3 separate regions of the Homo sapiens genome follow, and regions 1 and 3 are each linked to region 2. A link is a contact called in ENCODE Hi-C or POLR2A ChIA-PET data. All regions are on one chromosome and are shown on one strand. The core of a region is the stretch at or near the end of the contact, and the rest is flanking DNA. Distances in the headings are between cores, read along the strand shown. Region 1 overlaps LOC105369167 (a long non-coding RNA gene). Region 2 has its middle 37 kb from the start of LINC03050. Region 3 has its middle 30 kb from the start of LINC03050.

The links. Hi-C counts contacts between places; a loop is a spot of excess contacts on that map. ChIA-PET counts read pairs that join two places held with the same protein, here RNA polymerase II (POLR2A). Pooled maps may share reads with other maps.
Region 1: a loop to region 2 is called in a map of A673, with 11 times the contacts of the local background. The contact joins two enhancer-like sites. A Hi-C loop is called at or near these places in 1 of 168 maps with a recorded cell type or tissue (A673) and 1 of 50 pooled maps. POLR2A ChIA-PET finds 5 or more read pairs at or near these places in 1 of 52 experiments (A673).
Region 3: a pooled map shows a loop between it and region 2 (4-fold over the local background). The contact joins two enhancer-like sites. A Hi-C loop is called at or near these places in 1 of 37 single-sample maps with no recorded cell type and 3 of 50 pooled maps. POLR2A ChIA-PET finds 5 or more read pairs at or near these places in 3 of 52 experiments (H1, MCF 10A and activated CD4-positive, alpha-beta memory T cell).

The regions. Positions count from the first base shown.
Region 1 is chr2:65,745,175-65,749,396 of GRCh38, forward strand. The region is part of intron 2 of LOC105369167 (a long non-coding RNA gene); the gene reads left to right. Among named protein-coding and RNA genes, the nearest start is that of LINC02934, 43 kb to the right of the region's middle. RefSeq lists a silencer at 2,101-2,395. Within about 2 kb of position 2,314, at least 6 of the 41 ENCODE cell types and tissues checked have a DNase peak (open chromatin) inside an H3K27ac peak, as active enhancers do; they include A673, where a contact is called at or near this core.
Region 2 is chr2:65,637,064-65,640,901 of GRCh38, forward strand. No RefSeq gene overlaps it. Among named protein-coding and RNA genes, the nearest start is that of LINC03050, 37 kb to the left of the region's middle. Within about 2 kb of position 2,193, at least 2 of the 41 ENCODE cell types and tissues checked have a DNase peak (open chromatin) inside an H3K27ac peak, as active enhancers do; they include A673, where a contact is called at or near this core.
Region 3 is chr2:65,570,846-65,574,692 of GRCh38, forward strand. No RefSeq gene overlaps it. Among named protein-coding and RNA genes, the nearest start is that of LINC03050, 30 kb to the right of the region's middle. Within about 2 kb of position 2,451, at least 2 of the 41 ENCODE cell types and tissues checked have a DNase peak (open chromatin) inside an H3K27ac peak, as active enhancers do.

The DNA.
Region 1 (4,222 bases), core at 1,064-3,563, 110 kb after region 2:
ATAAACACCATCTGCTCTATTGTACCTCATGGCTAGAGCAGGGCTTTCAGAAGGGTAAGAACGAAAGAATTGAGGGAGGTTGGTAGAATTCTTGTAGGAATTGAGGCAGGTGTGGAAGCTCCCCAGACAGGAGAACCCGGAGCCTGTGTGAGGGAGGAGAAGGAACACCTGAGATAGTCTGGAGTTGGGATGCTCCTGAGGGTAACGTCAGAGAGGGAAGAAGCACCCACTCCATCCATAGATGAAAACACATTTCTGAATTATATTTACAAAAATTATACTTCTGTGGAAGAGGAAAGGGGGTGTTTTTCCCCTCAGAATTACATAATGTTGAAATTATTGATTTGATTTCTCCATTAGATTTACTGTCAATTCTTGTTATTCATGGTAGTTTTGTTCTATAAAGTCAGAAGAACACTGAAATAGCAAATACTGAGCTATTGCTCCTAGGCAAAATATAGGGTTAGGTTTCTGCTAGCCTCTGGTCACAATTTTGTCAACTGATCAATACGTAACCTTGCTTTATGTGTGTTTCTGTTTAAAAACATTTAATATATATTGTTGATTCATTAACATTGAATGATGGTCAACAGAACTATAACTCATGCCTGAGTGAAACTTATCTGACACACTTCTGTTCTCTATAAGGCACCTCAGAGCCGTCCTGAACTTAGGAACACTGGGCAGAACTTCAGCCCTACCCTTGAGGGGCATTGTAAAGAGCAAAATCACTAACGAAAAGCACAAAAATGCAAAAAAAAAAAAAAAAACCAAACTGTGGTACTAAATAGAGTGCAAAAAGCACATTTGTTTACAATATGAGAGCTGAAATAAGAAGGTAGAGCATTGTCTTGTTCAAACCTCAGCTGGGCATATGTGCGTGGGCCAGGTTAAATTTTTTGCTGTTCTGCCCATGTCTGCAAGTAACCTCAAGAGTGCCCACTTGGGGATTACAAATAAAGTTTAGTGAGTTGGTGGATTTGTAAATATGGAATCCATGAGACTCAACTATAATTTGAAAACCAGTATTGAAAGATAAACTCGGGTTGGAGGTGGGGTGGAGAATTGCAACAGGTTTTCTGGGCTTCTCCAGCACGATCAGGTTGTATCACTCAGCTAGGCGTCCAAATCCTATTGATAAAGGCCTTTTTGTTGGAGAGGGAAGAAGAGGAAGAGAGGAGGTGTGGCCTTCAGAGAAGTAAGGAGAAACTGAAGGAGTTGTGTGAGGGCTTAGGAATCCAGGAAGTGGGGGCATAAGAGTAATGGAGGAAGTCTCTGGAATCAGGACAGCTGAGTACAAAAAGCTTGGACAGGGGAGAGCAGAAGGAGCAGGAGGAAGGAGACCACCATGAATGCTAGAACCACACTGTGATTTGGGTCAGTGTAGCGAAAGCTCAGTAAGTCAGATTGGTTTTTTGGCGTAGGGCCGCCGTACTTATCCTTTGCTTGGAGCTCTGTGACTGAGTTTTTTTACTTTTCAACCAATTGTGGTACCCCCTGTGGACTGCTGGAGAGGGAGGGACAGCCATGGGTTCTGGTTCCGCCTTTGCTGGCCACATTAGAGATGGCTTGGGTGGAAGCCTCATGCCACAGAGTTATTTGTGGATGATTTAAAGAAGGATGCAGAACTGTTTTTCACTCACAAAGAGAAAATTAATGCTAGAGATTTGATCCTTTAAGAGGTCTTTGAACTTGTAAACCCAGACACATATGTGTCAAGAATGGAAACTGGCAAAGACTGTATTCCATAGTTTGAACTTAATTGCATTTGGTATGTACTTGAAAAGATAAAATATCCCAAGACGTTTAACTTTAGAAAGTCATTCTGTTGTGCTGCACAGTAAGTCATTTTCACAAGGATCTGGCCGAGATATTCAGTATCAACATGCAGGAATGGTTTCAATATGTGGTAGGCCAATAAAAAGAAAGTCACTCTGACCCACACTTTGCAGATCTAAGAAGGACAGAGGAGCAAGTAGTGATAATTCGTTCCAGTTTCAGGGAAATACTGTAACTCTGCAGCCACATGCCTCTGTCCTGCCCGCTGCGCTGTGTGTCTCTCAGGGAGGGGGGCTTAACGTCCCAATCTATGCTTCTCAGGTGGGCACTGCACATGACGTGGTTACGCAGGGAGGCCTGAAAGTGGGTCCTGTGGAGATAGGGAGTGTTGGTTTGATCTGAAATCATGGGACTCACAGAATTGGCCACTGGGTTTGGAAAACCCTCCGTAGGAGCAAGCCTCAGTGAGAGGAAATAGGACCGTCCCACTCCCCCTTGCTTTGCTGCTGGCTAGCACAGGCAGGAATGCTGCCCAGAGCCTTTGACCCACTTCCCTGCTTCTAGGACAGTCAGAGCCCAAGCAGTGGGGGGTCTGCTTACTCTTCCCCCTGGCCTTAATTCATCAGTGTTCCCTTTCTCCTCTCAGCCTGGGGTTGGAGGGGTGGTGGAAAAGAGGGTCTTTCCTTCCTGGTGTTAAAAAACGGATTTAAGCATATGTGTAGGGCAGGGGAGGGAGGAAGGAAGGGTGGGACCTCTGGAATCATACCCATCGTACTCAAATAGTCCTCAAAGTTTTTGCTGTTCTGCTTATATCTGCAAATGACCTCAAGAGTGCCTGTTTGGGGATTTGTAAATATGGAATCCATAGTCTCCAAAATGGAGACTTTATTTATTTATTTATTTATTTATTTATTTAGTAATTGACATGATCTTGCTGTGGGGTTGCTGTTTATACAGAGTAACCCAAAAGAAGTTAAACTTGCCCGTTTAAATAAATTGATCTATTCCGGTTTGAAGCAATATTTTTCAGGCAAGCTCAGATTCTGTAGGCTTAAGCCTTTTCTCCTTCTCTCAACCCCTCTTCTCCTTCTCCCCGGGTGACATCTGGGCACAGGAAAAGGCTTACGTAACATTGTCATGGTTGGGGCAGGATGTTTTCTTTCTTTCTTTCTTTCCTTCCTTCCTTCCTTCCTTCCTTCCTTCCTTCCTTCCTTCCTTCCTTCCTTCCTTCTTTCTTTCTTTTCTTTCTCTTTCTTTCTTTCTTTCTTTCTTTCTTTCTTCCTTCCTTCCTTCCTTCCTTCCTTCCTTCCTTCCTTCCTTCCTTCCTTCCTTCCTTTCTTTTCTTTTCTTTCTTTCTTTCATCTTGAGACAGAGTCTCACTCTGTCACCCAGGCTGGAGTGCGGTGGCACAATCTCAGCTCACTGCAACCTCCGCCTCCCTGGTTCAAAGGATCTCCTGCCTCGGCCACCAGAGTAGCTGGGATTACAGGCATGTGCCACCATGCCCGACTAATTTTTGTGTTTTTAGTAGAGACAGGGTTTCAGCATGTTGGCCAGTCTGGTCTTGAACCCCTGGCCTCAAATGATCTGCCTGCCTCGGCCTCCCAAAGTGCCAGGATTACAGGCATGAGCCACTGCACCCTGCGGGATGTTTTCTGCTTGTGTTGTCCTTCTCTTCTGGCTTCTGTTGACTTCTTTTTGAGGTGCAGCTGATTTTGTCTCCTCTTTGGGAGTTAGCTTCAGCTACCAAGGTGTCTTTGGTTGGTGTGTCTTGTGATTGTCAGCTGGGTGTGGCTGCCCCTAGGTTTAGCATCCTCTGCTTTGCCTCTTGCTGCCGTAGACCCTCTGGGGCTTAGCCAGGAACTTCTACTGGAAACTGGCTTTATGTGGCCTACTTCCCAGCTTCTGCTATAGGATTCTCTTGCCACACACCAGGCAACTTCTTAGCAAATACTCTTACTTTTCAGCTCCCTTCTTCCATGTCTACCACAGGGCTATTTGGGAGCTTCTAGATGTCCCCAGGCCAGGTATATCTCTGGGAACAAGAGAAGGTTATTTTTGGCCCATCTGCTTGGCATTTCTCTCTGCAAATGATGTTCTAGGGCTCCTGAACTCCAGGGGCCATGCGTGTGTGCATGTGGAGCACAGGAGGGTAGTACACATTAAAGCACCAGCCTAAGTAGTTTTGTATTCTTCCTCAACCTATCTGGAATTTTTGTCTTCTTGCTCTCTTTCTTCCAGGGCCATCCCCCGGTAGGTGAGGAGATAGATGGGTAGAAAGTCTTGCCCCTTCTTCTGTTCAACAGGAGTTGCCCCCACATCCCATCCTCTGTCCTCTCTACACAGTAACTCATAGTAAAACTCTGTGCTTAGTCCCCTGGGCTTTGTTCTTAATATGTGCAAAGATAATTTTTGAATAGAAATAACATATTTTTCTCTTTCA
Region 2 (3,838 bases), core at 943-3,442:
CAGCTGCTCAGGCTACCTGTTTAGTTCTGTGTCCTGTCTGCTGATGAGATTTTCCACGGGGAAGCGGGCTCTTGTTTGGGGTGGTTTGGCTACTTGACCTATTATGCGGGATTTAGATCTCCTTCAAGAGAATTTATTATGGGAACTCTAGAAGATCTTGTTTATAATACTCCTTTATCTGTAATGACTTGGAGATGTTCCAGGGTTTTTCTAGCATAGTTTGGATAGCATAGTTCACATAATGGATGTGTAAAGGTATTTACAAAATGCAGAGTGAAAACCATCAAGTGCTATGTATAGCACTTTTATGCCTTTTAAAGTATGTTTACTTCCATTAACTTGGTTGTTCCTCTCCATAATTCTGTGCAAAAGGAAAGGCATACAGAGTCATAGTCTTTAGAGCTTGGGATGAATTTAGGATGATTTAACCCAGCCCTTTCATAGTAGAAAAGAGGCCCAGGGAAGTTGAGAGATTTCATCCCCATTAGCCTCTTGGGGAAACTAAGCAAGGAGAGATTTAAGCTTCTTGGCCACCAAAAGCATTGCATGTTGAATCCTGGATTTCTGTCATTGGTAATAAGGCAGCCCAGTCTTCTGGGAAAGGAAATACACAAAAAAGTCAAACAAAAAGGTTGTCTGGAATAGAGATGTCTGTTGCTACAAAAATATTCAACTTCTTGTCACTGAACCAGGATAATAAATCTCTTTACCTTCTGTATTTTGGTGCATTGAAACATTATCTTTTATGATCATAGGTGTTGCTTCATTATTTAAAGCATACTTGTTATTGCAGGAAAGACAAGCTTGCATTTGATTTATAATGGAACCATTGTGCTTTGAGTTAAATGAAAGTTCAAAGGAAAATGAATTCTAAATAAGAATAATTGAAGAGATTCAAGGTTCATTTGAGTTTATATTCATCAAGGCAATTGTCTCCGAAATCCTCTTATTTAAAGCAACAGGACAGATCGTAACTTACAAACTTCGCCTTTATGACATCACTTCATTCTATATATCATAATCAGAAATGTTAAGCCTCAGCAGTAATTTATACAAAATGTATTGTTACAGAGTTATAAATGTCATTAAGTGGTAGACTTATGCCTCAGTGTCATGCAAGTTGAATCTTGGATTTAAAAAAATTACCCATAATGCAAGTATTCTATAAAAATATTCTTAGTACTCTCTCCTCCACTGCAGCCTCATATTAAAAGTTCAGTTCCATTTTCCACCTGTACTCTGCTCTGGGAAGTGCAACCTTTATTTCTCCTTCATGTTTTTAAAGTCACCTTCTTAATTCTGGTAGAACATAACTCAAACAACTGAAAATGTTAGGAATGGATTTACAGTCCCTCTGGCTACTCTCTATCTGGGATGGAAAAGAAAGTGAAGCTGGAGATAACTTTTCCTGCCATCAAGGGACATCTATAGAGGAGAGGCAATTAATTGTAATGTGCCAACTAGTTTTGATTATTCAGGGACTTGTGATGGAATTTGTGGATTATTCAGGTCCCTGGTTTTCTGTTTTGGCTAATTTCACTGCTCAGTGGCACCTCCAGAGGTCAGGGACAGCTATTCTCCTATGGAGTGTCCCCAGAGAGACAGTGGCAAAGGAACCACCCCCTTTTGAGCAACTACTCTGTGTCAGACACAGGGAGGATTTTTTTTTAACATTTGTAGTCTTTCATTAATTTCACAACAAACCTCCATTCTATTTTACAGACAGTAAAAACTCAGTGTAATTCATTCATTTCTCAAATCTCTATCAAGTGTATTCTGTGTGCTAGTCCCTGGGATAAAACAGTGAATGAAAGAGATGGGTCCCGGCTTTCTCTGAGCTTAGGATGCAGGAAGGAAAAAAAATAAAGTAGACAAATCATCAAATATATAAAATATAAAATTACAAACAGTGATATATGTAATGAATGAAAATTTTAAGGGATCACAAAATTTGTAAACAGGGGATCTGATCCAGTTGTGGAGTCAGAGATGGCGTCCCTGAGGGCATAAGCCTCTGCACTGGTGATTGAAGAATGGAATAGAAGCTGTCAAAGCTTGCACGGCGAGCCCACAGCAGAGCTGGGATTCAAACTCAGGTCTGCCTGACACCAGACTCTCTCTGTATTGCACTACTACAGACAGTTGAAACTATGCCCTGACAGGGAGACCTTTGACTCCCAGCCCCTAGCCCTGCTCCACCAGCTGCCCCAGAGATGCCGTGTCCGTGGGAGTTGGTGATGGTGGATTGGAAGCTGAAGAGCTCCTGTGGTTTCTCAGCAAGTTTAACTGGCAATATGAAGGAGCCCTCACTCTCTGTGCATTCTTTCCATTTTCTTCATGGTTCTGTCTAGATTGGATTTCGGCACTGGCAGGAGGGGTGTCCTTCTGGCATGACTCCTGATGGGGTTGTGTGGCTAATTTCAAACATTGGGAGGGGCTTGATTAATGACCAGCCCAAACCAGAGTTCAGAAACATTGCCTGGAGCCTCTGTAAAACTCCCCAGATCCTGCCTCCTTGTCTACCTCCCTTTACTCAACCCTGCCTCCCCTGATCTAAAGCCATCTTAGAGATTGGCTACCTGCCTGAAAAACTCCCTGACCTGCTGAGGAACTGCAGCAGGGAGTCCTGTTAGCAGCTGTGGGAGGGTTGGAGTCTGACCAGAACATTCCTCGCTCATGTTTCCACCCACTCCGTGTCTGCAGGGTGAAATGCCCCATTGGATGCGGTGGCCACCCCAGAGCTGCACCTTCTAGCTGGATACAGGGATAGGAGTGGTTGGGATTGAAGGTGAGAAGTCTGGGAAATGAACCATTTTCTTAGGTCTTCTGCTGATTTCCACCCCTCTGACTAATTATATAGCAGGGGCAGTGATTTACCAAAAGGAGGCATTGTATGACTTTTTAAGGACATCTTTCCAAAAAAACAAGCAAAAATTCTCCCCCAAGCAAAACCAACCGCCCCCCCCCAAAAAAACCTAAAAGCCAAAAAACTCAAACATCCAGGGAAAAGACCTTCTCTTTAAGCCTAAATTTCCACCATTTGTGACTTACCTTTTTTTTTTTTTTTTTTTTGAGACGCAGTCTTGCTCTGTCGCCAGGCTGGAGTGCAGTGGCGCGATCTCGGCTCACTGCAACCTCCACCTCCCGGATTCAAGCGATTATCCTGCCTCAGCCTCCTGAGTAGCTGGGACTACAGGCACGCGGCACCACGCCCAGCTACTTTTTGTATTTTTAGTAGAGACGGGGTTTCACCATGTTGGCCAGGATGGTCTCGATCTCTTGACCTCGTGATCCACCCGCCTCGGCCTCCCAAAGTGCTGGGATTACAGGCGTGAGCCACCGCGCCCAGCCTGTGACTTACTTTTTTGAGTTACACAACATTACTTTCTTGCTTCAATGTTTTTGTGCAAATGCACGCCGTCTGGGGAGAAGCAAATTTCTTGAAATTGAAACCACCGAAATGTGAATGAATTTATCATATCCCTTGTTTGTATCTGGTGAACGGGTAGCTAGAGGGCCTGAGGTATCTTGGGGAACAGGTCGTTGAAGTGGGTACAGGACGGGGCAGTCACTTTAATCGCTGGTCCGAGCTCCCCAGCCTCCCTTTTGCAAAAAGCAAAAATACGTTATCGTCACTAGGGGGCGGAAGTAGGCCAGCAATCGGTCTCTAGTACTTGTTTGGTCTGAAAACTAAAGTTGGCAAATCTGCATTATTAGTGTTTTATTTTTCTTAAGAATCCCAAGTCTCTCTGAGATGGTATGAGTGTGAGAGTTAGGCTACTGTAGTGTAAAGAAGCCAATCCCAAGAAAATAAAAGCCCTGTGTAGGTAAAGCAGAT
Region 3 (3,847 bases), core at 1,201-3,700, 66 kb before region 2:
TTTGGACAGTATGTCTATTTTAACAATATTGATTCTTCCTATTCATGAACATGGAATGTTTTTCCATTTGTTTGTGTTATCTCTGAGTTTTTTCAGCAGTGTTTTATAATTCTCCCTGTAGAGATCTCTCACCTCTCTGGTTAGCTATATTCCTAGGTACCTTATTTTTGTGTGTGGCTATTGTGAATGGGATTGCAGTCTTGATTTGGCTCTCAGCTTGGATGCTATTGGTGTATAGAAGTGCTACTGATTTTTGTACATTAATTTTGTATCCTGAAACTTTGCTGAAATTGTTTATCAGATCAATGAACCTTTGGGCAGAGACTATGGGGTTTTCAAGGTATAGAATCGAATTGTCTGGGCCAGGTGCAGTGGCTCATGCCTGTAATCCCAGCACTTTGGAAGGCTGAGGCAGGTGGATCACCTAAGGTTAGCAGTTCAAGACCAGCCTGGCCAACATGGTGAAACTCCATCTCTACTAAAAATAGAAAAATATTAGCCGGGCGTGGCGGTGCTCACCTATAATCCCAGCTACTTGGGAGGCCGAGGCAGGAGAATTGCTTGAACCCGGGAGGCGGAGGTTGCGGTGAGCCGAGATCACACCATTGCACAGCCTGGGCAACAAAAGTAAAACTCTGTCTCTTAAAAAAAGCAAAGAAAAGAAAAGAAAAGAAAAAAATCATATTGTCTGCAAAGAGAGAGAGTTTTTCTTCCTCTTTTCCTATTTGGATTAGGCCTTTTTTTTTTTTTTTTTTTTTTTTGGAGACAGAGTCTCACTCTCTTACCCAGGCTGGTGTGCAAAGTGGTGCGATCTTGGCTCACTGCAACCTCTGCCTCCTGGGTTCAAGCGATTGTCCTGTCTCAGCCTCCTGAGTAGCTAGGATTACAGGCACCCGCCACCACGCCCGGCTAATTTTTGTATTTTTAATAGAGACGAGGTTTCTTCATGTTGGTCAGGCTGGTCTCGAACTCCTGACCTCAGGTGATCCGCCTGCCTTGGCCTCCCAAAGTGCTAGGATTACAGGTGTGAGGCACCGTGCCTGGCCAAGAAGTACGATTTTTGCAAAAAAAAAAAATTCATATAAGAACATGTCCTGGCTAAAAAAAACTAAAGAAATAAAGAATAAAAATAATTTTTAAAAGTCTTTTTTGTTTTTTAAAGCAACCAATTTGCTCCATAGTTATTATGTGAGAGATCTTTAGAATTGTGGATGGCTGGGAAACTACTCATTTGCCACTCATCAAGTAGATTGGTTTTGCTTTTGATTTCTTGGTGATTTCTTGAAAAATGTATCTGCCCTCCCCCCAGCCCCGCCCCGCAAATTCATATGTTGAAGCCCTTAATGGCCCAGAACTTCAGAATGTGACTGTAGATTGTATTTGGAGATAGGGCCTTTAAAGAAGTCATTAAGTTAAAACAGTCTTTAGGGTGGGCCCTAATTCAGTATTACTGGTATCTTTATAAGAAGTGGGGATTAGGACCCAGCCAACACGGGCTGAAGGACAGCCATGTGAGGACACAGTGGAAAGGTGGCTATCTGCAAGACTGGGCATGGTGGCTTACACCTGAAATCCCAGCACTTTGAGAGGCCGAGGTGAGAGGATTGCTTGAGCCCAGGAGTTCAAGACCAGCCTGTGCAATGTGGTGAAACCCTGTCTCTACAAAACAATACAAAAAATTAGCCAGGCATGGTGGCGTGCACCTGTAATCTCAGCTACTCGGGAGGCTGAGGTAGGAGAATTGCTTGAATCCAGGAGGTGGAGGTTGCAGTGAGCTGAGATCCAGCCACTGCACTCCAGTCTGGGCAACAGAGAAGACACTGTCTCAAAAAAAAAAAAAAAAAAAAAAAAGAGAAAAGAAAAAGATGGCCATTTGCAAACCAAGAAGAGAGGCCTCAAGAGAAAATAACTCTCCAACAAAACACTTTGGGCTTCTGTTAAGCCCCCAAGTTTGTTATGGCAGCCCCAGCAAACTAATACATTTGGTTTTTTTTTTTTTTTCTTTTTGAGATGGAGTCTTGCTCTGTCGCCCAGGCTGGAGTGCAGTGGCGCGATCTTGGCTCACTGCAAGCTCCGCCTCCCGGGTTCATGCCATTCTCCTGCCTCAGCCTCCCGAGTAGCTGGGACTACACGCGTCCGCCACCACGCCCGGCTAATTTTTTGTATTTTTAGTAGAGACGGGGTTTCACCGTGTTAGCCAGGATGGTCTGGATCTTCTGACCTCGTGATCCGCCCGCCTCGGCCTCCCAAAGTGCTGGGATTACAGGCGTGAGCCACCACGCCCGGCCACATTTGGGTTTTGTATGACTTGCTTCATTCAGGCCAAAGATAAATTGAGGAACATATATATATATTTGTATTGGACATTTGCTTGGATCCAAAATATGGCAAAATCAAGTCTGTTTATCTAGCGGGAACTTAGCCATTGACTACTTGAGGACTGTTTCTCTTCAAACCTTTGGGGACAGTGACATCTAGTGGTAGTTTCTTTTATATACCCTTTTCAGTTCTCTTCTGGCCGTACATTAGAATCACTTGAGGGGATGGGAAAAACAAAACAAAACAAAAAACAAAAGGCCTTGCGCGGTGGCTCAAGCCTGTAATCCTAGCACTTTGGGAGGCCGAGGCGGATGGATTGCCTGAGCTCAGGAGATCGAGACTAGCCTGGGCAACACAGTGAAACCCCATCTCTACTAAAAAAAAACAAACAAAAAACAAAAAGAAAATTAGCCGGGCGTGCGCCTGTAATCCCAGCTGCTCGGGAGGCTGAGGCAGGAGAATCACTTGAACCAGGGAGGCGGAGGTTGCAGTGAGCCAGGATCGCGCCACTGCACTCCAGCCTGGGTGACAGAGGGAGACGCTGTCTCAAAAAAAAAAAAAAAAAAAAAAAAAAAAAAAAAAAAAAAAAGGCCAATGCCTAGGCTTTACCTAGCCAATTATGCCAGAATCTCTGGGAATGGGAACCAGTCATCAGTATTTAAAAGGGCTTTCTACATTAGTCCAAAGTGTACCCAAGGTTGAGAAGCACAGATTCTTAATGAAAGCAACTCTGGATTGTAAAAATATGAGCTCATATTATGTTGCCATTTCTCACAATATGAAAAAGTTTGTTAACTTCTGCACTTATTTATTGTCCCTCTGCCTCCAAAGAAGGTAAAATACATGAGGGAGGGAGCACGGTCTGGTTAGCTTTTGGATGCCAAGAGCCTGGAACAGTGCTGCACAGTCTGGGCTCATAATAGCTTTTGTGAAATGAATGAATGAAAAATAGAGCATGGGACCAGGCGCCCGGTGGCTCACGCCTGTAATCCCAGCACTTTGGGAGGCCGGGGCGGGAGGATCACCTGAGGTCAGGAGTTCGAGACCAGCCTGGCCAATGTGGTTAAACCCCGTCTCTACTAAAAATACAAAAATTAGTTGGGCGTGGTGGTGGGTGCCCATAATCCCAGCTACTCAGGAGGCTGAGGCAGGACAATCGCTTGAACCCGGGAGGCAGAGGTTGTAGTGAGCCGAGATCGTGCCATTGCACTCCAGCCTGGGCAACAAGAGCTAAAAACTCTGTCTCAGAAAAGAAAAAGAAAAAGAAAAAGAAAAATAGAGCATGCTGTCAGGTTGCATTAATCTGGAATATGGCTGTCATGTGAAACAGCAGTCTCACTGTGAAGTTTAGGACATGTTATATTTGGTTCAATTGAAAGTAACTTATGGAATCTTATAGGATTCCAAATGTCTGAAACAGACGTTTCTTGGTCTGTCATACAACTTTGGTTGACTTCTTGGCATCTTTATGCCTCTGATCCTAGGAGAGGATTTTCTGAGTTTCAATATAGCAGCAGGTTCTCAATGT